Linked DNA regions of Homo sapiens: region 2 is linked to region 1. The links are chromatin loops, found by intact Hi-C in ENCODE. Cell type or tissue: mammary epithelial cell. All regions are shown on one strand. Each heading gives the region's core, and the rest is flanking DNA. Links, peaks and the distances in the headings are about the cores only.

Evidence for each region. Hi-C counts contacts between places; a loop is a spot of excess contacts. Peaks named below come from ENCODE experiments on the same cell type or tissue, not always from the same donor. Only the 100,000 strongest peaks of a DNase experiment are listed, where the experiment ranks them.
Region 2: it touches region 1 in a loop (8-fold over the local background); 2 of 110 quality-filtered maps call a loop at or near these places.

What each region holds. Positions count from the first base shown.
Region 1 is chr9:88,469,852-88,481,807 of GRCh38, reverse strand. It overlaps SPIN1 (spindlin 1), which reads right to left. Exons shown (of 6, transcript NM_006717.3): 6 at 3,114-6,730. The coding sequence ends at 6,531. Among named protein-coding and RNA genes, the nearest start is that of NXNL2, 59 kb to the left of the region's middle. In mammary epithelial cell, for the core only: no CTCF peak of the experiment used is centred there; a DNase peak (open chromatin) is centred at 4,287; H3K27ac peaks cover 2,294 bases.
Region 2 is chr9:88,420,278-88,432,233 of GRCh38, reverse strand. SPIN1 (spindlin 1) reads right to left here. Exons shown (of 6, transcript NM_006717.3): 2 at 5,643-5,852. The coding sequence starts at 5,694. Among named protein-coding and RNA genes, the nearest start is that of SPIN1, 38 kb to the right of the region's middle. RefSeq lists an enhancer at 1,734-2,235. In mammary epithelial cell, for the core only: no CTCF peak of the experiment used is centred there; no DNase peak of the experiment used is centred there.

The DNA of each region.
Region 1 (11,956 bases), core at 2,852-5,351:
TACACGGTGTGCAGGTGCAGGGAAGACCAAGGAAAGCAGCTATCCAATTTTTTACAAAGCCACAGAAAGACAAGTTCGAGGAAAAAGCTTTAGAGTTATTTTCACGATCTGTATCTGAAGACAATTCACAATGCTGCCACTCAACCCTGGGTTGTTAACAACTGTTACTTATGTTAACATCAAGGTTTTTTTTTTTTTTTTTTTTTTTTTTTTGAGACAGAGTCTTGTACAGACTCTGTCGTCCAGGCTGGAGTGCAGTGGCACGATGTCAACTCATTGCAACCTCTGCCTCCGGGGTTCAAGCTATTCTTCTGCCTCAGCCTCCTGAGTAGCTGGGATCACAGGCGTGCGCCACCATACCCGGCTAATTTTTTTGTATTTTTAGTAGAGATGGGGTTTCACAATTTTGGCCAGGCTGGTCTCGAACTCCTGACCTTGTGATCCATCCACCTTGGCCTCCCAAAGTCCTGAGATTACAATAGGCATGAGCCACCGCGCCCAGCCCAACATAAAGGTTTTTAAAAGGCTTTCTGTCCTTTCACATTATAATCTGCTTCAGTAATTCCAACATAGAAACAGACAATTTTAAAGTTATGTATAATCTGCTTACCCTATTAAGGATTTTAGGTAGTTTGTGTGGTATATAAAGCTCTTAACTTTCCCTCCAGAAAGCATACACTGAAAATAATGAGAAAGAGGATGGTAAAAGCAGAGCCAGGAGTAAGCCTCCTCTCTCACTGAACAGTCAACGTAAAAAAACAAATGCACAGCAAGGCCCCGCACTTGTGTGTCACCTCAGAGCTGACAGGGGCCGACGCACCACTTGGTCCAGGGCCCTCACTTGAAAATTAAGCAGAAAGAATGCCAATGTCATGTTTAGGCAAACTTATGTGCCATGACATTATTAAAAAACCGTCTGCTACTTGGTTTACCAAAACTAATCATAAGGGCAGACGAAGACTCTAGGAATGGCTGGAGAAGTAACTTAAAGACTCAATGAATTCTCTCAACTCCACATGCTGCCTAAAACTTACCAGTATATGACACAGAACAAACTCATTACTATAAAAATTAAACATAAGATTGTAGGTTATGAGCAAAAGAAATCTAGGCTTTTTAAGTCTCCTGTATGGTTAAAAAAATTAGGTTTATGAAGATATTACTTTCATGATATATTCAAAGTGTCTTTAAAATATAGTTATCTGGCTGGGTGCCGTGACTCACGCCTATAATCTCAGCACTTTGGGAGGCTGAGAAGGGTGGATGGCTTGAGCCCAGGAGTTCGAGACCAGCCTTGGCAACATGGTTGAAACCCTGTCTCTACCAAAAATACAAAAATTAGCCAGTCTCATAACCCAGTCTCAAAATAAATAAGCAAATGAATAGATTTAAAAGTTAAAATAAAGTATCTATATTCTTGTGATGAAAAGTTATTAAAATTTCTTCAGCATACTTTCTCTCCAAAAAAGACATCATTATTTTTATTTTTTTAGTTATGGAAAAAAAATTTTTTTAAGTTCCGGGATACATGTGCAGAATGTGCAGGTTTGTTACATAAGTATATGCGTGCCATCGTGGAGACATCATTTATTTTTTAAGCACAAAAATAATTTTGGGTTATAATTCTTAGCATACAGAGACACAGATGCCTACATTCTAATGACTAATATAAAACCTTTTATTTGGCAATTTGGAAATAAACACTTTTTAGATATTAACTTATGAAATAAGGTTACAGAAAATTATTCATAGAAAATATTACACTATAGATAGATTACTCAAATCACTCCAATGAAGTAATTTAATTGAGGTGTTCATAAAGCAGCTCAGAGTCTGGGCACAAAATAGAGATCCGAGTCTTCATTCCCCTATAATCCTGCGTGAGATACTCAATCTCTGCCTCTTCCTCAAAAGACCATTAAGAACTAAACAAAATAGTGTGGAAAGTGCTTGGCAAGGTACTTATTAAGCATTTATGAATGCTTTATTAGTACCAAATGCTTTTGTCATCACAGAGTTTAATTGTACCAAGAGAAAAAACAAAAATTCTCCAACAGAGTGATGACTGCTTTAAATAGGAGAGTTGATTCATTAGTTTACAAATACTAGTTATCAAGTTTCAAACTTCAGACTAAACTTGCATTGTTATACTTTTGGGGCAATATTTACAGAGCTGTACCCATGACAGATAACACAGACAACGAATAATCTACCTTCAGCAAGGAAGGTCAGAAAACCCAGACTCAAGAGAGGCACCTGTGCTTCCCAATGGCTCATTTCCTCCTTGAACTGCAGCCTTCTTCCACCTAAGCCGGAGTAGACCCTGCCTTCAGTCCACCTCAGTAACCTCCATGGACTTGGAGCACAGGCACTGCACTGACACAAACCTAGAAGCCCAGCGTCCCAAAGCCCAAGTTTGCATTCATCCCTCACCAAGTATCAACCATTCTCCCAAAGGCAGGTAAATATCCCAGACTTAAGCATGAGATCCTTAGGCCAAAATGAACTGGGAAACATTAAAAAAAAAAATCTTATTAAAGCATGCCATAAATTCCACTTTTTACCTCACTGATTAAAATAATCAAGAAAGATAAAACATACATAGGTGTTAATATTAGGTTGGTGAAAAAGTAATTGCATTTTTTGCCATAAAAGCAGTGGCAAAACTGCTATTACTTTGCACCAGCCTATATTACTTTCATTTTTTTGTATCCTAGCATTGAGAAATAGTGATTTTTCACTATAGAATCCCATTGTTTATTATTTATGAGTAAAAGCATTATAAGAAATATTCAAAGCAAGAATACTTGTGAAAAGTATAAAATACCCATTATTTAATTATATTTAAAAGAATTTTTTTAAGTTTAAGATCTTGTAAGTTAAACTTTCTCAATGTCAAATTGCAAACTTCAATATTTAATATATGTGTGATATTGATGACTGCCTCCTCTTCTTTCAGGTATTATTGAATGTTATCAAATAAAAATTCTATTTCTTTCTATGCATATCTGACATTTACATGTGGTGAAAAGGTTACTTGGCCCAAAAAACTTTTCAGAATCAAGTTTAACACATCACATGTTGCTCATCAGCACAAACTTTACAGTCAGGAGTTGCACATAAAGGGTTTATTTTAAATGTTTTAAGGATAAGATAGAGTTACATCATAATTATAAAAATTACTTACAGAATTAACAGATTTATATTGTGTATACTTCTAAATGCAGAGAACAGGGAACTGTCTACACATTGTATAAAATAAAATTAAAATTAAAAATGAATTCAAGCTTGAAAGATGAGGTCATTTACCTAATTTTAAAATGTGAACACGAAGACCTCTGACCTATACACATTCATTCCAACTGCACTAATGATGGAAAAACACAAAGAGCGCAGCATTTCCAAGGAACCACAGACATTTCAACCATAATTATTTTGTTATAATAATTGTTCTGTTTTGTCTTTGGAGAACTTTCATTTTGTTAAGACAATCAGCTTAAGAGTGTTTTCAGGCACTACAATTTGTAACAATCGGAACAGTCTTCTAATGGGTCTACAGTGTTCAGAGATTGAAGCCCAATGCACTTCGTGGTTTGGCACATAAAACAATAAAAGAAATGAAATCTGGTTTAGAAGTAACTGTGATTTTTTTTTAAGAAAACACAGTCCCTTCAAATGCTGCATGACATTTACAACTGGAAAATCACCTTCTGTTGGCACTACATTTGCTTCACCAGTGCATTTTTATCCTAAAACCACTAAAACGGCACAGTAAGCAAATATACAGGAAACTGAAAACAAATAAAAATAAAGAAAACAAAAAAACCTAAATATCTTTAACATGCAATTTTAGTCAGTTACATTGAACATTCTACTTAGAATAGAGCATGCAAAAAAGGATGGTCTGCTTTTAAGATTTTTCTCTGAAGTTTTACGTGGCAGCCTGACATCACACACGCACGCACACACAATACAATAATACTAGAGCAGGTAAATGAGAAAGGCCGATAAATTTTATACATAGATTCATGTCTTGTATTGTCACAAGTCCCATGATACTTTTGGAAATTAATGTTGAATTCCTGGAACAAGGAACCAACATTCAGATACCAGAAAAATGCAAGCAATGCATGCAGATCTGACACATGAGCCTAAAATGAAGCCCAAGATACAAGGGCTTGGGAGCAGAATTAGTCATAGCGTCATTACATGTGGTGTAAGTCACCAAAAGAAAGACAGAATGGGGGAAAATGGGGAGAAAAAAAAACAAACCTTCCCTTTCCCTCAGCCCTAAAGGCAATAAATGAACAATGATTAAACTCATCGTCATCATCACCATCATCATGTTGCATTCATCTAGAAACTGGGAGACCATGTGGTATAAAAAAAGTCATTAAAGTTGCTTGCAGAAAAACCACAATGCAAGTCATTAAGTAATGCTAGAAATGTCTCAATTGACCCAACCCTCAAGATACTTCAAAATGTACTTTATTTTTCCACGCAAAGTTACCGAGCCAAGTTCTGCACAGTTGGTGCATGCTGGACACACTTGCAAACTCTTGCGCTGTAATGTCAGTCTGGACTCTGGGAGCCAGGCTCAGCTTTGAGATTTACATGCAGGGACTCTTAAGAGTCAACAGGAAAACACATAACAGATCTGTAGAATGACACCTGTTCACATACGAGAAGCACCTATGACTTGGGTATCACACTGCTTTCAGAAGCTTGTCCCTGGCTGCCCACAGTGAAGCACGAGGGACAGAGCGACTGCAGCTGTGGACAGAAAACTGAGGTACTGTGTTTACATGGTGAGTGGTCGTTACCATCCAACAGCACAAGGCACAAAAAATGGGCATCAAGCAAACCATGCATAACGAGGCCTGGAAACCATCAAGAACAGCCACAAAAGAGGTCACTCAGACCTCTGATTCAAACTTCTGGTGTTTGAGTGACAAGCATGCACGTTTAGGCTCTGCCCAAATATCAGGGAGGATTTCCAATCTCCACAAGAGACTGGTTTCACATATGGCCTTTCTCCTGGCTGTCAAACCACCAGGGTTCCTCCAAAACAAAATGAGAGCAGCTGTTTTGCTGATCAACCAATCACACTAGCAGTTCTATTTCAGTTTAAAACAACCTTGCAGGAATAAACCACATAAAGACTCCGTGGCTAAGGGCTGCTATTACTTACACCTACCAAGCGAACACAAACGGCTGGCTCTTCTATGGTAACGCTTCACTGGCATGCAAACCCCAAGGGGCCACTGAATGGAATGAATCCACATGAACAGCATACCTGGAGCAGGAACATGCACCCCACAAGAGGTGTCAGGAGACTAAGCTGCTGTTTGTCTAGACATTCTTTGTGAGGAAAAGCCAGGGGTAGGCAGGAAGGGGTGGGTTGAAAGTCTCTGACCATAATCATACATTAGCAATAATAGTAATAAAACTTTAAAAGTCCCAGAGAGCTTGTTAGAAGGCAACAATGCCACTCAAAACTTATACTTCCAATATAAAAGCATTGTATTCTTCCAGAAACTTAACCAAAAACACACAAACCAGTGATGGATTGTTGCCTTTTAAATCCATGTACTGAAATCCAGATTACTGACTTGTACACAATGGACCATATGTGCTGTCCAAAATACACCTACATTACACTGTGTGGAACAAGAACCTGGGCTTTGCAAAAAAGAATTTATGATTAAAATGTAACCCCCCCCCAAAAAAAAATGAAGCTTAGAATTAAAGGTAGCCTTTTACCCAGATTGTTCACCAGATTGTAAAATTCTAATATGGGTCATTAACTGTTCACAAATAATTCATATTTGGACTTATGGTTTAAGGGCTCCAGATTGAAAAGGTGCTCTGAACTTCTGATTTTTTTTTTTTAAACAAGCTGAATGTTCCCATATGGTTCCTGTGCCCAAAGTTTACTTTTAAATAAAGAGCAGTGATATCATATCCATGACTGACTTGGGTAAAGCACTCCTGTTAAACTCAAGAAAATTATGTCACCCCCATCCTAATCCACAAAGACTGCCAGTGGGGTGTGTGTGGTGTGTGGTGTGTGTGTGTACACTTGTATCTGTGTGTATATATTATATATGTATACACACATATAGATATAGGTAGATACAGATACATACATCTCAAAAAAGGCAATAACGAAAACATCAAACTATGCTTGCATTGTGGCGGCAGAATAAGAGAGTTAGGGTGAGGGGGAAAATGGTTAAGATCTATTACAATTTTAAATGACTATGATACTAGCTTAACTTTTACCAAACTTGCCTGTAACTCCCCTCGAAATAGACAGACTTCTTTTAAAAGAAAGGGGTTCTCCTTACACAAAATGCTTTGTGTTCACATCAATCTGTACTATTCAGAACAAAACCAGTTCTGCTGGCAGAGATTGTGGGTTCGCAGGGACATTTAAGCTTTCATTAAACTGGAAAGCAATCAAGTCTTTATGTCTACAAATAATACATTTCATAGTTCCACAAATTTGGCAGAGTTTGTGATGACATCTAGGATGTTTTCACCAAATCGTAGACATAAATATGGAAATCATCATCAAACTTGATGAAATAGACGGAGGGCTTGGCTTCTACTTGATGAATGACCATGCCAGTCCTTTTCGAGCCATCTTCTTTGGCATATTCCACTTGTTTGCCTACCAGGCTGTCCACAACTTCTCCTGGTTCCCTTTCTGCTGGAGGTGAATCATCTATATTAAAAAAAAAAAAAAAAAAAAAAAGAGAGAGAGAGAAAATTTCTAAGTCAATTTTTAGATATAAATCAACTCACATATTTATTTTCATAACTTAAAAAAAATTTTAATAGCCTGAATTCATGATTATCTAGACCAGGAGTCAGCAAACGTTTTCGTAAAAGACAAGACAGTAAATATTTCAGGCTTAGGGTCATATGGTCTCTGTCCCAACTGCTGAACTCTGCCACTGTAGCACAAAAGCAGCCACTGATGATATGTATATAAACAGATGTGGCTGTGTTCCAATAATAAAACTTTTTTTCATAGTTTGCCGACCTCCATCTAGATATATGAACAATTTTGAAAATCATAACCAAAAATTTCTTTGGCCCATGTTTAATCTGTAGCTGCACTTAAATGAAAATAAGTTTGAGTGGCTTTGAAATATAATTTGAAAGCAGACAATTCCTACAGGGATTACTGAGAATATGGCACACATTTAAAATGCCTAAGTACCATTGGTTTTACTCTGTGAATCCTTAAAGCTTCTTCCCCCTCAACTTCACTGCATTTCACATCATCTTCCTAACTCAGTTCCAAAATTTAAGCTTTCCATGCTTTAAAAATTGGTGCTGAATGAACTTCAGCCCAGGACAACTACAAGGGAATCTCTGAGGATGGCACAGGCATCTGTACTGTTTAAAAGGTCCCCAAGATTAATGTACTGCCTCTAGCCTCTAAGAAAACACACAGAAACAGCAAACCATCACCACCAACAACAAAAAAACAAAGTAAAAGAAAAAAAAGAGAGGGGGTTTGCTAGGCAATTATAATTCTATTTTAAGAAACTCTGCATGGGTTCTGAAAAACTCGAAGCTCTTTTCCTCGTAGTAGCAGGTGGCCTTCAGGTAGGGCAACCAGAGGATCCAGCTACATAAGACAGTCCATGTTATCCTGGCACAATTGGTAGTAATGTCATTTTACTCTCACAGGTATCCTGGTGTAGACCATATAATGTACATGTATTAATAGTAGTCTGCCTCTTCGGTTACAATAAATTCTCTCACTGAATGACAATCCAAAAACTGCTACTGTGATCTCTGGTACTAAGAGTCACAAGAAATAAAAATAAAACATCTGAGCATAATCAATTCTTTTAAAAGAAATAAAGAAATATAAGCTGAACTCTTTTCTTTAAAAATTCTCTTCCCTTAAGCAGTATCATCATACTGCCATATTTTTGTGGCACGTTTACAAAAGAATTACAAATACACAATCGCACGTGAATTTTATAGTAACTCAGCTAACCAAGGGAGTCATGTAGAGGCCTGTTTTACCATCAGAGCGGGTACGCGACCAGGACCCTTTCAGAAATCATTAGATCAGAGCATCACCACTGTTTCTAAAGGTAATAAGCTTCCATAGCGCGTGCACACACACACACACACAAGTTTGGAGAATTAAAGGAGAGGGAAGATCAAAAAATGGCTAGGAAAAGCGATGCAGAATTGCAGACGCCCTTGCATTTCCTATGATTAGGTTAACAGGACTTGCTCTATTTATCTATAAAAAAATGTTCAAGTCACCTCATACAGGTTGGAGAAATGCTTTTTAAAGAAATGTTCTCATGACAAATTCCTGAGTATGTAAGTTGCATTACCCCTTTATAACAAATGTACACAATTTTTTTTTTCTTTTTGAGACGGAGTCTTGCTCTTCTCGCCCAGGCTGGAGTGCAGTGGTGCAATCTCGACTCGCTGCAACTTCTGCCTCCCGGGTTCAAGTGATTCTTCTGCTTCAGCCTCCCGAGTAGCTGGGACTACAGGCGCCCTCCACCACACTTGGCTAATTTTTTTATTTTTAGTAGAGACGGGGTTTCACCATATTGACCAGGCTGACCTCGAACTCCTGACCTCAGGTGATCCGCCCGCCTCGGCCTCCCAAAGTGCTGGGATTACAGGCGTGAGCCACCATGCCCAGCCCAAAAATTTTAAAAATATGTATTGAAGAAGTAGAAATTCAAGGCCAGATGAGGAAATTAGTATGTTAACTAACTTATTCATAGGAAGAATTTTTTTAAAAAAAGAAATAAAGATGACTGACGCATGGCTAATGTATGGAGAGGGCCTACCAGTTACATCTGTCCAAGGCCAGAGATTCATGTGTTTGAAGAAAGGCCACTGAGTAGTTTTTAAAGGAACAAGCTTATCCAAAAGTGAAATTAAGAAAACAATTCAATTCATATGCACAATGGCATCAAAAAGAATAAAATCCTTAGAAGTAAATTTAATAAAAGAAATGTGGAGCCGGACGCAGTGGCTCACGCCTTTAATCCCAGCACTTTGCGAGGCCAAGGTGAGAGACACAAGGTCAGGAGATCGAGACCATCCTGGCCAACACAGTGAAACTCTGTCTCTACTAAAAATACAAAAATTAGATGGGCGTGGTGGCGTGTGCCTGTAATCCCAGCTACTCGGGAGGCTGAGGTAGACGAATTGCCTGAACCTGGGAGTTGGAGGTTGTAGTGAGCCAAGATCGTGCCACTGCTCACCAGCCTGGCAACAGAGCAAGACTCCATCTCAAAAAATAAATAAATAAAAAGTGGCCAGGCGCGGCGGCTCACCTGAGGTCAGGAGATCGAGACCAGCCTGGTCAACATGGTGAAACGCCATCTCTACTAAAATACAAAAATGAGCTAGGCGAGGTGGCATGTGCCTGTAACCCCAGCTACCCGGGAGGCTGAGGCAGGAGAATCGCTGGAACCTGAGAGGCAGAGGCTGCAGTGAGCTGAGATCAAGCCATGGATTAGAAGACTTATAAAGTCTTGTTAACATTGTTAAGAGGGCAATACTCTTCAAAACTGATCTACAAATTCAACATAGTCCCTGTCAGAATCCCAGGTGACTTCTTTGTTCTGACAAGTTGATTCTAAAATTTATATGAAATTGCAAGGGACCCAGAATAGTCAAAACACTCCTGAAAAAGAAAGGAGGGGCCGGGGTGCAGTGGCTTACACCTGTAATCCCAGCACTTTGGAAGACTGAGGTGGGCAGATCACTTCACCCCAGGAGTTTGAGACCAGCCTGGCCAATATGGCAAAACCCCATCTCTACTAAAAATACGAAAGTTAGCCCAATGTGGTGGCGTATGCCTGTAATCCCAGTTCCTTGGGAGGCGGAGGTTGCAATGAGCCGAGATCGTGCCACTATACTCCAGCCTGAGCAACAGAGTGCGACTGTCTCAAAAAAAGGAGGAAAAAAAAAAGCAGGACTCAAACTTCTTGATCTCAAAATTTACCACAAAGCAATGTAATCAAGACAATGCAGCACTGGCACAGCAACAGACATACAAACTAATGCAACAGAATTGAGAGTCCAGAAACACACCCACGTATCTGTGGTCAACTGATTTTCTTTTTTTTTTTTTTTTTTTTTTTTTGAGACAGAGTCTCGCTCTGTTGCCCAGGCTGGAGTGCAATGGTGCGGTCTTGGCTCACTGCAACATCCACTTCCCAGGTTCAAGCGATTCTCCTGCCTCAGCCTCCCGAGTAGCTGGGATTACAGGTGCCTGCCACCACACCTGGCTAATTTTTAGTAGAGACAGGGTTTCCCCGTGCTGCCCAGGCTGGTCTCGAACTCCTGACCTCGTGATCCACCCGCCTTGGCCTCCCAAAGTACTGGGATTACAGGTGTGAGCCACCGCGCAACAAGGATGCCAAAACCATTCAATGGGGGAAAGAATAGTCTTTTCAAAATATGGTGCTTGGACAACTAGATAGGCAGTCACAAGCAAAAAAAAATGAAGTTGGACCCTTAACTTGAACCACAAACAAAAATTAACTTGAAAATGCATCAAAGATCTCTAAGTAAGAGCTATAATTATAAAACTCTTATAAGAAAACGAGGGTAAATCTTTATGACCTCAGATTTGGCAAAAGATTCTTAGGACACAAAAAGCATACTCAGCAAGAGAAAACATAACTCGGACTTCAGAGTTTAAAACTTTTGTGCAAAGATCATCATCAAGAAAGTAAAAACAGCCCATGGAATAGGAGAAAACATTTGCAACATATATCTGATAAAGGTCTTGTATTTAAAAAATTGTCACAATGCAATAATGAAAGACAGATAATTCAATTTAAAAATAGGCAGGGGATATGAATAGACATTTCACCACAGATGATATTAAAAGGGCCAATAGGCCGGGCATGGTGGCTCATGTCTGTAATCCCGGCCCTTTGGGAGGCCAAGGCAGGTGGATCCTTTGAGGTCAGGAGTTCAAGAGGAGCCCGGCCAATATGGTGAAACCCCATCTCCACTAAAAATACAAAAATTAGAAGACATGGTGGCACGCGCCTATAGTCCCAGCTACTGGGGAGGCTGAGGCAGGAGAATGGCTTGAACCCAGTAGGCGGAGGCTGCAGTAAGCTGAGATCACGCCAATGCACTCCAGCCTGGGCGACAGAGCAAGACTCTGTCTCAAAAAAAAAAAGGGGGGGGGCCAATAAGCATATGAAAGATGCTTAACATCATTACTCATCAGGGAAATGCAAATCAAAGCCACAATGAGATACCACTTCACATCCACTAGGATGGCCAGAATCAAAGTAACAGTAACAGTTGGTGAGAATGTGGAGAAATCAGAAGTCTCATACACTGCTGTTGGAAATGTAAAGTGGTATTTCCGTTTTTAAAATTAGCCTGGCAGTTCCCCCAAACGATTAAACATAGAGTTACCATTATGACCCAGCAACTCCACTCCTAGGTATATACCCAAAGGAAATAAAACATGTCCACACAGAAACTTGTACAAAAATGTTTACAGCAGCATTATTCATAATAACCAAGAGGTGGGGAAACAACTCAGATGTGCTTTACTGGATGAATGGCTAATCAAAATGTAGTATATCCATACAATGGAATCGTATTTGGCCATTAAAAGGAATGAAGTACTGATATATGCTACAGCGTGAATGAAATCTCAAAATATGCTAAGGGAAAGAAGCTAGCACAAAGGACCTCACACCATATAGTCCATTCATATGAATGTCCACAACAGGGAAATTTACACAGCAAGTATTACTGGTTGCTTAAGGCCAGGGGGTTCGAAGAATAAAGGACTGACAGCTAACAGATACAAAGTTTTCTTTTGAGGTGATGACAATGTTCTAAAATCGACTGTGGTGAGGACTGTACATATCTGTGCGTATATTAAAAAGTACAGAAATGCACATTTTAAATG
Region 2 (11,956 bases), core at 3,666-6,165, 50 kb after region 1:
GGGCAACAGAGCAAGACTCTGTCTCAAAAAAAAAAAACTGGGGGTGGGGGGGGCGGGACGGGCACAGGGGAGGGTGATGGAGATCAATCTAAGAGGCCAAACATCCAAGTAGCATGCATTTCAGAGAGAAGAAGAAAAACAGGAGACAGTTAAAGAAGAAACATAATATTCCACACTGTTACAGAATAAATCTATTTTTTTTTCTGGACAGTCTGTCACCCAGGCAGGAATGCAGTGACACAATCACAGCTCACAGCAGCAACACCTGAGCTCAAAGTGATCCTCCCACCTCAGGTTCCTGAGTAGCTAAAACTACAGGTACACACCATCACACCCAGCTAATTTTTTGTAGAGAAGGGGTCTCACCATGTTGCCCAGGCAGTCTCACACTCCTGGCCTCAAATGATCCTCCTACCTCAGCTTCCCAAAGCGCTGGGATTATAGTTTATGAGCCACTGTACCTGACCTAAAGGATTAATCTGAAGATTGAAAGCCTAGAACAATAAATGAAAAAGATATACACTAACAGGCATTATCATAAAAGTTTCAGAAGACATAAAAAGCCAATTCTAAAAGTTTCCAAAGAATGGGGAATAAAACCCACTGGACACACACAAAGAATGAGAAATAAAAATGCCATTCAAAGCTGGGCACAGTGGCCTACTTCTGTAATCCCAGCACTCTGGGAGGCCGAGGCGGGTGGATCACCTGAGGTCGGGAGTTCAAGACCAGCCTGACCAACATGGAGAAACCCCGTCTCTACTAAAAATACAAAATTGGCCGGGCGTGGTGGCGGATGCCTGTAATCCCAGCTACTAGGGAGACTAAGGCAGGAGAATCACTTGAACCCAGGAGGCGGAGGTTGCAATGAGCCGAGATCATGCCACTGCATTCCAGCCCAGGCCGACAGAGCTCTTGAGACTCCATCTCAAAAAAAAAAAAAGAGAGAGAGAGAGAGAAATATTTGTTAAATTTGAGTAGTAGGTACATGAGCATCTATGACTAACATTCCTTGTACCATCAATATGATTAAAATATATCATAAAAAGGGCCGGGCATGGTGGCTCACGCCTATAATCCCAGCACTCTGGGAGGCCGAGGCGGGCAGATCACCTGAGGTCAGGAGTTCAAGATCAGCCTGACCAACATGGAAAAACCCCGTCTCTACTAAAAATGCAAAAAAGTTAGCCGAGTGTGGTGGTGCATGCCTGTAATCCCAGCCACTTGGGAGGCTGAGGCAGCAGAATCACTTGAACCTGGGAGGCAGAGGTTGCAGTAAGCCAAGATCGTGCCATTGCACTCCAGCCTGGGCAACAAGAGCAAAACTCCATCTCAAAAAAAAAAAAAAAAGAAAAAATATATCATAAAAGGAAAATACTGCAACCTTTGCTAAAATACTAAAAATGGAGGCTAACACCAGGGGAAAACGTGAAAAAAAATTTTACCATATACCCTAATAGTACTTGTTACCCAATGTCATTAGGCATAAACTGCTACTTAGCAACCAGTTAAATTTCAACATAATCACAGATAAACGTAAGTTATTTTCAAAACAGAAATTCCTGATATGTGAATGAGATAAAGAAAATATAAAATTATTACTTTCAAATATTTCCTCAATCATTCACCCTCTATGTTAAAGACAGGTACTGGGGGTCATGGCAGATGTTGGAAGTTGCCTACCCAATCTATTTACCACTGTAGCAGTTTTAAAACATAGCCACAAATTCTTTGCTACTTCTCCCATCAAGTATAGTGTCTATGCTCCCTCCCTGGAAACTTGGTGAGCCTCTGTGACTGCCTCAATGAATAGAATGCAGTAGAAGTGAACCTGTATAAGTTCCAAGGCTAGATAAAGGCCACACAGCTGTGACAGTTTCTCTTAGGGATACTATCTGGAAGCCTCCATGTAAAGGTCCCCATAAGAAAAGAGATGCCCAGGAGGCCGGGTGGCTAAAGCTCCAGGCTATTTAAGTCCTATCAGCCCATGTGAGTGAAGAAGCCTTTGAGATGACACCTGCCTGAGGGCATAGCTGAACTACCTAACCAACTCTGAAATGCCTACCTGGGCTTCTTGCTGCCTGAGACAAAACCCTTTTTTGGTGATTTTTCTTTCATTTGCAAATAGACACATTGGTTACTGATACAGGGACTTAGAAGCAGCAGAGCATTTGTCTATGCTAACAGGAAGAATGATTAAGACTCTATTTTATAAACAATACTGATCCTGGGGTCAGCAATCTTTCCAAAATAGGCTATACTTCTGTAATACTGTGAAATATATATATTTGGCCTTCCTCCTCCTCTTGACTTACAGCTTCCAATACCCTTGGAAACTCTGGAGTGGTAAGTGTCTTCTGTATGCTAATGGGATAACCAGAGACAGCTTCAGGATGGGGACTGGTCTCTAGTAGGACCAAGGCATGACTAAAGGATCAGGACTTTCAACCACCCACTGTTACGGGACAGGGGCTGAAGGTTGAGCTGATCATCAATGGCCACTGATGTAATCAATCATGCCTACACAATGAAGCTTCCATAAAAACCACAAAAGACAGAGTTTAGAAGAGCTTCCAGATAGCGCAACACTATCTGAAGGTTCCTGGAGGGGGGTAGATGCACCAATGCCCCTTCCTGCATGCCTTGCCCTATGCATCTCTCCTTCTTCCATCTGGCTGTTCATCTGTATCCTTTGTAATACCCTTTATAATAAACTGGTAAAAGTTAAGTGTTTCACTGAGTTTTGTGAGTTGCTCTAGCAAACTAATTGAGCCCAGGGACAGGGCTGTGGAAACTCCAATTTATGGCTGTTCAGACCAGAAGTTCCAGAGGCCCAGATATGCATCTGAACTGGCATCAGAAGCAAGCAGCGGTCTTATGGGACTGAGCCCTCAACCTATGAGATTTGATGCTGTCTCTAGGTGGACAGTATCAGAATTGGACTGAAGTGAAATGATGTCTGCTGCAGAACTGCTTGATTGCTGGTGGGAAGCAACTCCTCCCCTTCCCACATTTGGGTGACCAGAGGTGCTGTGTTGTATTGAATTACATAAGAGAATAGGTGGAGGCCAGGCACACTGGCTCATTAAGTGTAATCCCAACACTATGGGAGGCTGAGGCAGGAGGACCGCTTCAGCTCAGGAGTTGAAGACCAGCCTGGGCAACACTGCGAAACCCTGTCTCTACAAAAAAATTAGCCAGGCTTGATGGCACACACCTGTGGTCCCAGCTAGTCGGGAGGCTGATGCAGAAACCACCTAAGCTCAGGAGTTCAAGGCTGCAGTGAACTATAATCATACTACCACACTCCAGCCTATGTGAGAGAGAGGAACTCTGTCTCTTTAAAAAAGAAAGAGAGAATAGGCAAGAAAAAACACTTTGGTTTGTTTTTCTTGTATCTTCTTACACAACATTAAAAAATAACCTCACGGACTCTTATGCTAAAATATCTCACACGCCAACTAGGATTTACATAGAACCTATTTTGTCTTTAAGCCTATGCCATATGCCATAAAAAAATCAAAGAATAAGAAAATGTAAGATCAAAGTACTTGTTAGGATTAACAATCTCACCCTTTAAAAAAAATAAAATCTTTTGGTTTAGTTCCTTCAGTTACTTATACCATATTACACATCACTTTACTCAGCCTGCTAGGTTCCTCACAAGATGATTTCAAAATCGATAAAGAAAATAGCAATGTTCACAGCCATGAAAAAGAATGAAATCAAGTCCTTTGCAGCAACAAGGATGCAGCTAGAGGCCATTATCCTAAGTGAACTAATGCAGAAAGAGAAAACCAAATATTGCATATTCTCACTCATAAGTTGGAGCTAAATCTTGGGTTCATGTGGACATAAATATGGAAACTATCAACACCGGGGACTCTAAAGGGAAGGAGGGACGCAGCAAGGGCTGAAAAACTTCCTGCTGGAACTAGTATGTTCACTATCTGGGTGACAGCATCAATAGAAACCCAAACCTCAGCACCATACAATATACCCTTGTAACAAACCTGAACACGTACCTCTGAATCTAAAATAAAAATAGAAATTTAAAAGAAGAATGCATGTTGAATTTGGAATGCTGTATGCTGTACATATATGAACTTTAGAAAAGGAATTACTATTTCAAATGACAGAGACCTGGGAGGTTTCACCAGTCAATAAACACCTGGCAGCAATTTTTTCAATTAATGAGAAGAAATAAAAATATCTTATTCTAAACATTATGATCAATAATAACACTATTAAAAGTGCCAGGCAACTACCTAAACATTTGACTCACATCTCATTTAGTCCTTAACCCCAATAGGTACATTAATAGTCCCATTTTTTGGCCAGGCGCAGTGGCTCACACCTGTAATCCCAGCACTTTGGGAGGCTGACGCGGGAGGATCACTTGAGGTCAGGAGTTCAAGACCGGCCTGGCCAACATGGCAAAACCCCATCTCTACTAAAAATACAAAAAAACTGGCCGGGCAGGGTGGCTCATGCCTGTAATCCCAGCTACTGGGGAGACCAAGGCAGGAGAACCGCTTGAACCCAGGAGGCAGAGGCTGCAGATCACCTGGAGCCAAGATCGCCTGGGTGACAGAGCGAGACTCCGTCTCAAAAAAAAAAGAAAAAAAAGAGAGAAAAAGAAAAAAAAAGTCCCGTTTTTTTAGATGAGAAAAACTAAGGCTCAAGAGGACTAAGAAATGTGCCCATCTTTATACAGCTAATAACGGCTAGGATTCTGAGTAAGCTCTCATATACCTTAAACTTCAGTCATCACCAACCCAAATTAATCTGACTGACAAATATTAAATATTTAAATGAGTATTATCTTTATAAAAGAGAAGCTAAAATAAAGATAAAGGGTACTTAGAAATCTTAATTCTTGTGGTTTTTCTACAACAGAACTCCAAATACTACAGTAAATAAATAGAAGAAATTGTTCTAAATCACTTAAGTTTGTACTATTAATAATTTTTATAGAATAATTCTGATTCATTTGTCAAAGAACCCTAAAATGTTCTTTTTCAACATTCAGATATATGTCTGAAATGGAGAAGAATGCTTTTCAAGTCCCAAAGAAAGTATGACTTACCTATTTTATAGGGTATTCTATAAGATTTTGTTTATCTTTATTGGGGCAGGCACGCTAAAAATCAGGCAAAGACTAACTTCTATTCAAGTTATACTAGCTATGTGCCACAAAAATAAGAATGAATGTAATTTTTATTAAAATTTCCACACCAGTAAACTTCTTTCAAGTAAACACAAGAAATTCCAAGTTTATCTTTCTTCCTAAAAGTTGCTCTCAGTACACTAAATCTCACTAAATCCAACTCATGTCACCTCACTTTAACTCTTCCGGAAAAAACTCCTTTTACTATAATCCTATTAACAGATATTTACAATTCACTTGCTAAATTTACTAGACATTTATAACCTGCTAAAGGATTATACAGAAATTTCATGTGACTACTTCCCTTTCAAGAAACTTAAATCTGCTTCTTAATATATGCATATGTGTATAACATACTAGAAATGACAAAGTTTTTCACTAGCTATTATGTGAAAGTACCCAATTTTACACTTGTTTGAAATGAATTATATTAAAGTATATATTTAAATATGTGTAGAACCGCAATGCCTACCTGCATCAGCTCTGGACCGCTGGCCAGGTGTCTTTCCGAATGGGGTCTTCATTCATCTGTATTTAAGTGAGCAGCGGAGCTGCTGGACTAGGGTGAAAATTCAATATTCTCCAATTTGAAACTTTTCACAGAATGTTAGTGTTCTGGTTAATCCACCATCCAAGTGTCTCTTTTACGAGTTCAGCAAAAATACGTGAAATCACAAGCACTCTGTAAAATAGTGAAACAGTTCATTACTAGAGCATCAAGAGAGCAAAATTATGCCTAGTGAGCCATTAAACATAAAATTTTAAGCAAAAGTATTAGCTAAAGTGCATTTTGTCCCAAAGCAATTAACTTTATTTCCTAAGACCTGGGTTCTTAGGACATGACAAAGTAGAAAGGAGAAAAAGAGGTGATAGACTCTTTAAAAAAAGAAGCCTGGGACATGTGCAAGACCCAAAAGTGAAGCTCTTCCAAGATCAACTGGAACACAATACAGCTGCTGTCTGACATCCCCATTATTATCCTAAAGCATCCTGCTGCTAGAAATCAGAAAAGGGTGGATGCTGGGATTTCACAGAAGATTTAGACAGCATGGCCCATCTGTCTAATGGGACACAAAGAAACAGAGTATGGGGGTGGGAGACAGGGGTGTGAGGTTACTGGGGAGGCAGAGTGGAAGGACAGCACGGGGGCAGCACAGGAAATCATGTTCAAGACAGAGTAACAGCAAGGCTGAAGATCAGCAGGCCAGGGTCTTGGGCAAGAGAAAGAATTATAGCCAAACACGTCTCTGAGTTTCCCTTTCTGCTCACAAGCTTCCAGAAACTAAAGAAAAAGGTCGAGAAATTTCAGCGGAGCCTCAAAGACAGTTCCTCACCCATGCAAATGCCAAAGTCATTTTATGGAAGTAGTGTATCTTTTTTTTTTTTTTTTGAGACAGAGTCTCGCTGTGTCGCCAGACTGGAATGCAGTGGCGCAACCTTGGCTCACTGTAACCTCTGCCTCCCGGGTTCAAGCAATTCTGCCTCAGCCTCCGGAGTAGCTGGAACTACAGGTGTGCGCCACCATGCCCAGCTAATTTTTGTATTTTTAGTAAAGATGGGGTTTCACCATGTTGGTCAGGATGGTCTCAATCTCCTGACCTTGTGATCCACCTGCCTCGGCCTCCCAAAGTGCTGGGATTACAGACGTGAGCCACTGCACCCTGCCAGAAGCAGTGTCATCTTTTAAACCAAATTTAGTTCCTAGAGATACAGCAGGTCTGTTTCACCACTCAATGATGTAGAGAGACTAGGCCTAAGATGAAGGCTATCAGGACAACTGGTTGCTTACTCACCTTTCCCTGAGAGCCTATCCAGCTGCCACATCAAATCTCATATCCCTCTTTTCCCTCATTAAACTCTCTTCCCACTCAGACCTATCTAATGGGCCCCTATTACTCTCTTCCCCCAGCCTGCCCAAACCTCTCCAGAAGGTAAAGTCGTTCTTCAGCAAAGTGCAGTCTACTTTGACCACATGACCCTACCACCAATAGCTCCCCCAAAAAGATGGTTTGCATTTGTCACCACACACCCTGACACAATCTCTCCTACCCCAATCCTCACCCTAGAAGCACATGCCATAACACTAGTCATAACAGCTATCCCTTTTTGTTACTTTTCTACCTGTGAATCTTCCGTCATCAGCACTCATTTGTTGAAGATTATGGTATTGGCTTTACTTCTTTTCCTCCATGATCCCATCAACATTCTTGACATCCTCAACATCCACACATATGATCCATTCAACCTCCCGCCTGGCTCTTACACACCCTACCTTCAAACCACTTACCCTACACTTCATCTATTCTCACAGTCTCAACACAGACCTTTTTATCAACAATAACTGCAATAATCCCAAAACCTTTATTTCAAGTATCTCATACTCAAAACCATCTCTGATCATTCTAGTTTTCTTACACTGACACTCCCATTCCAACAATTATTTGATGCAACCAGTATCAATGTACAGCTTTATTGTTTTTCCAATATCGCATTATCTCCCTCAGGGACTAACTTCCCTTATTATTCTGCTTAGATTTTCATGGATGGTCAATCACATCACGATGATTATTATTCCATTGCTTTTCTCAATTTTCTTCCCTTCTCTTCTTGTCACTGTTGTATGGCAAAACCCTAACCCAAATCCCTTCCTAGAGTGCTTACAACATAAAGTGGTTAAACATGGATGAAAAACATACAAAAATTTCACTTCAAATTTGTAATCTCGTATCTCAAGTGTGCATTCAACAATACTACCCACAGCCTCAGCAGACAGGCTTGCTATTGGCTAGGAAAACAGAAGCAAAGAGAACTACTCAACTACTCATCACTTTACCACCAAATTGACTAACTGATCAGTACCCTTTGTCTCCATAATAAAAGATGCAATATCTCTGAGCCACATTCAACCCTGTCACTTGCCTAATCAATCCCATACTTTTTCTCTGTATACATTTACCACTAGCATAGTCCCATCAACATACAACACACGATGTAAAGGCCAGGCGCAGTGGTTCACACCTGTAAACCCAACACCTTGGGAGGCCAAAGTAGGCAGATCACTTGAGCTCAAAAGTTCGAGACCAGCCTGGCCAACATGGCAAAACCATCTCTACAAAAAACACAACAAAAAATTAGCCGAACATGGTGGCGTATGCCCTTGGTCCCAGCTACTCGAGATGCTGAGGCAGGAGAATCACTTGAACCCAGGAGGCAGAGGTTGTAGTGAGCCAAGATCACACCACTGCACTCCAGCCTGGATGACAGAGTGAGACCCCATCTCAAAAAAGTACAATAAATAAAGAAGATCAAGAGCTTTTTATTAAAAAAAAAAAAAAAATACATGATGTAGGCTGGGCACAGTGGTTCACACCTGTAATCCCAGCACTTTGGGGGACCGAGGTGGGCAGATCACCTGAGGCCAGGAGTTCGAGACCCGGTCTCTACTAAAAATACAAAAATTAGCCAGGTGTGGTGGTGCATACCTGTAATCCCAGCTACTTAGGAGGCTGAGGCAGGAGAACTGCTTGAACTCGGGAGGCAGAGGTTAGAGTGAGCCGAGATCGCACCACTGCACTACAGCCTGGGTGACAGAGCAAGACTGTCACAAAACAAACAAACAAACAAACAAAAAACCCACAAACCATAATGTAGTATTTCCCAATTTTAAAAAACATCCCATGACTCCACTCCCTTTCTGTGCTATTTACAGAATGACTTCAAAGATCAAGAAAAAAAATTCTGCCTGAGCCACTGCACCCAGCCAGATTAAAGAAATTTTAAAACTACATAAAATCAATTTATCCTAACAAATTCATTCAATGAAATGAAAATTTTAACTTACTGATATTCTGAAGTATGTACCCTCCTATCAGATTTAAGCTTATCTTAGCAGTATTTTCTGCTGTTTTCCACTTCATTAAAATTTCAAGTTGAACTTGTTAATAAACTAAAAATTTAAGACAGGAGTAGAAGGAAGAGTCGCAGTGGGGGAAGGATACATGGTGGCTATTTGAATAATATTAGAACGCAAAACTCCAGATAAGAGTCCTTCCCTCAGCTGGGTGTGGTGGCTCACGCCTGTAATCCCAGCATTTTGGGAGGCCGAGGTGGACGATCACCTGAGGTCAGGAGTTCAAGACCAGCCTGGCCAACATAGTGAAACTCGGTCTCCTCTAAAAATACAAAAATTAGCCAGGCATGGTGGTGGGCAGCTGTAATCCCAGCTACTCCAGAGGCTGAGGCAGGAGAATCGCCTGAACCCGGGAGGCAGAGGTTGCAGTAAGCTGAGATAGTGCCACTGCACTCCAGCCTGGGCGACAAGAGCAAGACTTCATTTCAAAAAAAAAAAAGAAAAAAGAGTCCTTCCCTCATGTTGAGATGTAATCTAAAAAATAAAATAAAATTTTAGAGTCCTTTCTCTTTTTTGAGTTGCAAGTAATAAATAGTTCAACCACCTGATCTTATCCTAACTCCTGTTAAGACCAGAAAGAAATGCAGAGACAGATCAAAAGGAAAACACTAATGAGTGCTAACTAATGAAAACCCTGGTTTTAACAGCTGCCATGTAAGGCTTTCAAAATTCAGATGAACTAGAGCTTTTCTAAAACAAATCCCACTCTTCTTTGACTGGAAAAGGCTAAATTTAATTTGCTCAGGTTTTTTTAAAGATATACCATCTTCACCTTAAGTTATTCTACTAAGTGATTAACTTTGTAAATGAAAACTGAAGGAAAAAACTGAAGGAAACAAAAAAATTTTAGATTCAGAGTTAGCATTATTTCTAGGTTAGCAGAACCTTCAAGTGTTACGGAAAATATTGTCAAATGGAGCTTTATTATAAGGTCATTAAGAAGAAGGTCCTGCATTCAGAGAGACCCATCAATAGTTGCTAAAACTATCAAGAGAAAGGTTGCTGGAGAACAATAATTGTACGGTATCAAAACAAGTAACTCCACAGGTTACTCGTTAATTATAAAGGGGAAAATGTTACTGCTTTACAATGGAGCAATCTTGACCCTTCACTACAACGGAATTGAAAGATAAAACAATTTGGCATCATTAAAAGGGAATCAACCTTGCTTTATTCACTTCTTAATGTGATATGACGCAAAGCAGACTATATCACTTATAAAATACTCGTCAAAAATGTTTTACCTCCAGGTGAAATGTGGCAATATAAAATATATTAAAAAAAAAATCTAGTCAAGCTTTTAGATCGAATTTCTAGTTTACAGAAATACAGGTGATGCAGAAGCAACTTAGACAACACCATGAGGAAACAGACAAATTAGAAAGGTGGACTTTGTACATGAAAAGTGGGCCATACTCTTCAAAAAGTCAGTGTCAAAAAAGAAAAATGGTAGACATACTGCTCTAGACTAAAAGAGACTAAAGACTCAACAATAAGACACAATGAATAAACCCTAAACACACGGTTTGTTGGGGCGGGGGGAGGGGGCTGGCGAAAGCTACAAAAGACACTTAAGGCCAGGCACAATGGCTCATGCCTGTAATCCTAATCCTTTGGAAGGCTGAGGAGTAGATCACTTGAGCCCAGGAGTTCAAGTGATCAATCAACACAGTAAGGATAGCTGTGGGTGGTGGTGCACATCTGTAGTACCAGCTACCAGCTACTCAGGAGGCTGAGGTAGGAGGATCACATGAGACCAGGAGGTTAAGGCTGCAGTGAGCCATGATCGAGCCACTGCACTTCGGCTTGGGCAACTGAGACCCTGTATCAAAAGAAAAAACACACAGACACACACACACACACATTTAAGACAACTGGGAAAATTTAAATGCAGACTAAACATTAGATATTGTAAGATTATCATTAAATTTTAAAAGCACAACAAAGACATTGTGGTTATGCCTGAGAATATATTCTTTGGAAACATGTTGAAATGCTTAAAGAGGTAGACTCACAATTTCTGTAAGTTAACTTCAAATAATTCAGGGAAAGAAAACAATACATACATGAGGGTTAACATAAATATCAAAAGACAAAATTACAATAATGTGGTTTAAGGATCTTAAACAGCTTTATTTACGATTCTAGAATCCAGCAACACTTTGTTCCATAAAATAGAATGAGCATCCAATGAGCAGAGCAGAGGCTACGTGTACAGACAGAACAGGCCTGAAGAAAGCAGAAACAAAGAACTGTGAAAATAATTCAAAATCAAATCTGCTGGAAGTTTTTAAATTATTTTCAGCCTTAAAGAAATGTGATAATGGGATCTGAGTCACATGACAGGCAGCTTTAGTCCTCTGATAATGAATTAGCCTCTTTACCTACACTGTTTTGTAAAATGTTGGAAAAGACTAAAGGGCTCCAGAGAAGACCCCCATCCCTCTAAACTTAATCTTCATTGTAGATTAACTTCCTTCTTTTACACAAAGACCTCAAGACTACCACACTAAGATGGAATGTTAAATAAACTCTTTTAAATTGGAAAAGGAAAAGAACTGTAACTAATCAAATTGCTATAACTCATAAACCAACCTTGTATGGAAAATGTGGCAATCCTGTTAAATTTGTTTTCTGCCTACATAAGCAAGACCTTAAACTTTTCAGCTTCAGAGGACTGGCTGGCTCCATTCCTCTGGATTCTGTGCTACCCAGTTGGCTACTCTCAGTTTTGCACTTGAGTAAAACTCTTTTGTTTTGTTTCTGTTTCGTTTTGTTGAGACGGAGTCTCACCCTGTTGCTCAGGCTGGAAGTGCAATGGCGCAATCTCGGCTCACTGCAACCTCCGCCTCCCAGGTTCAAGTTATTCTCCTGCC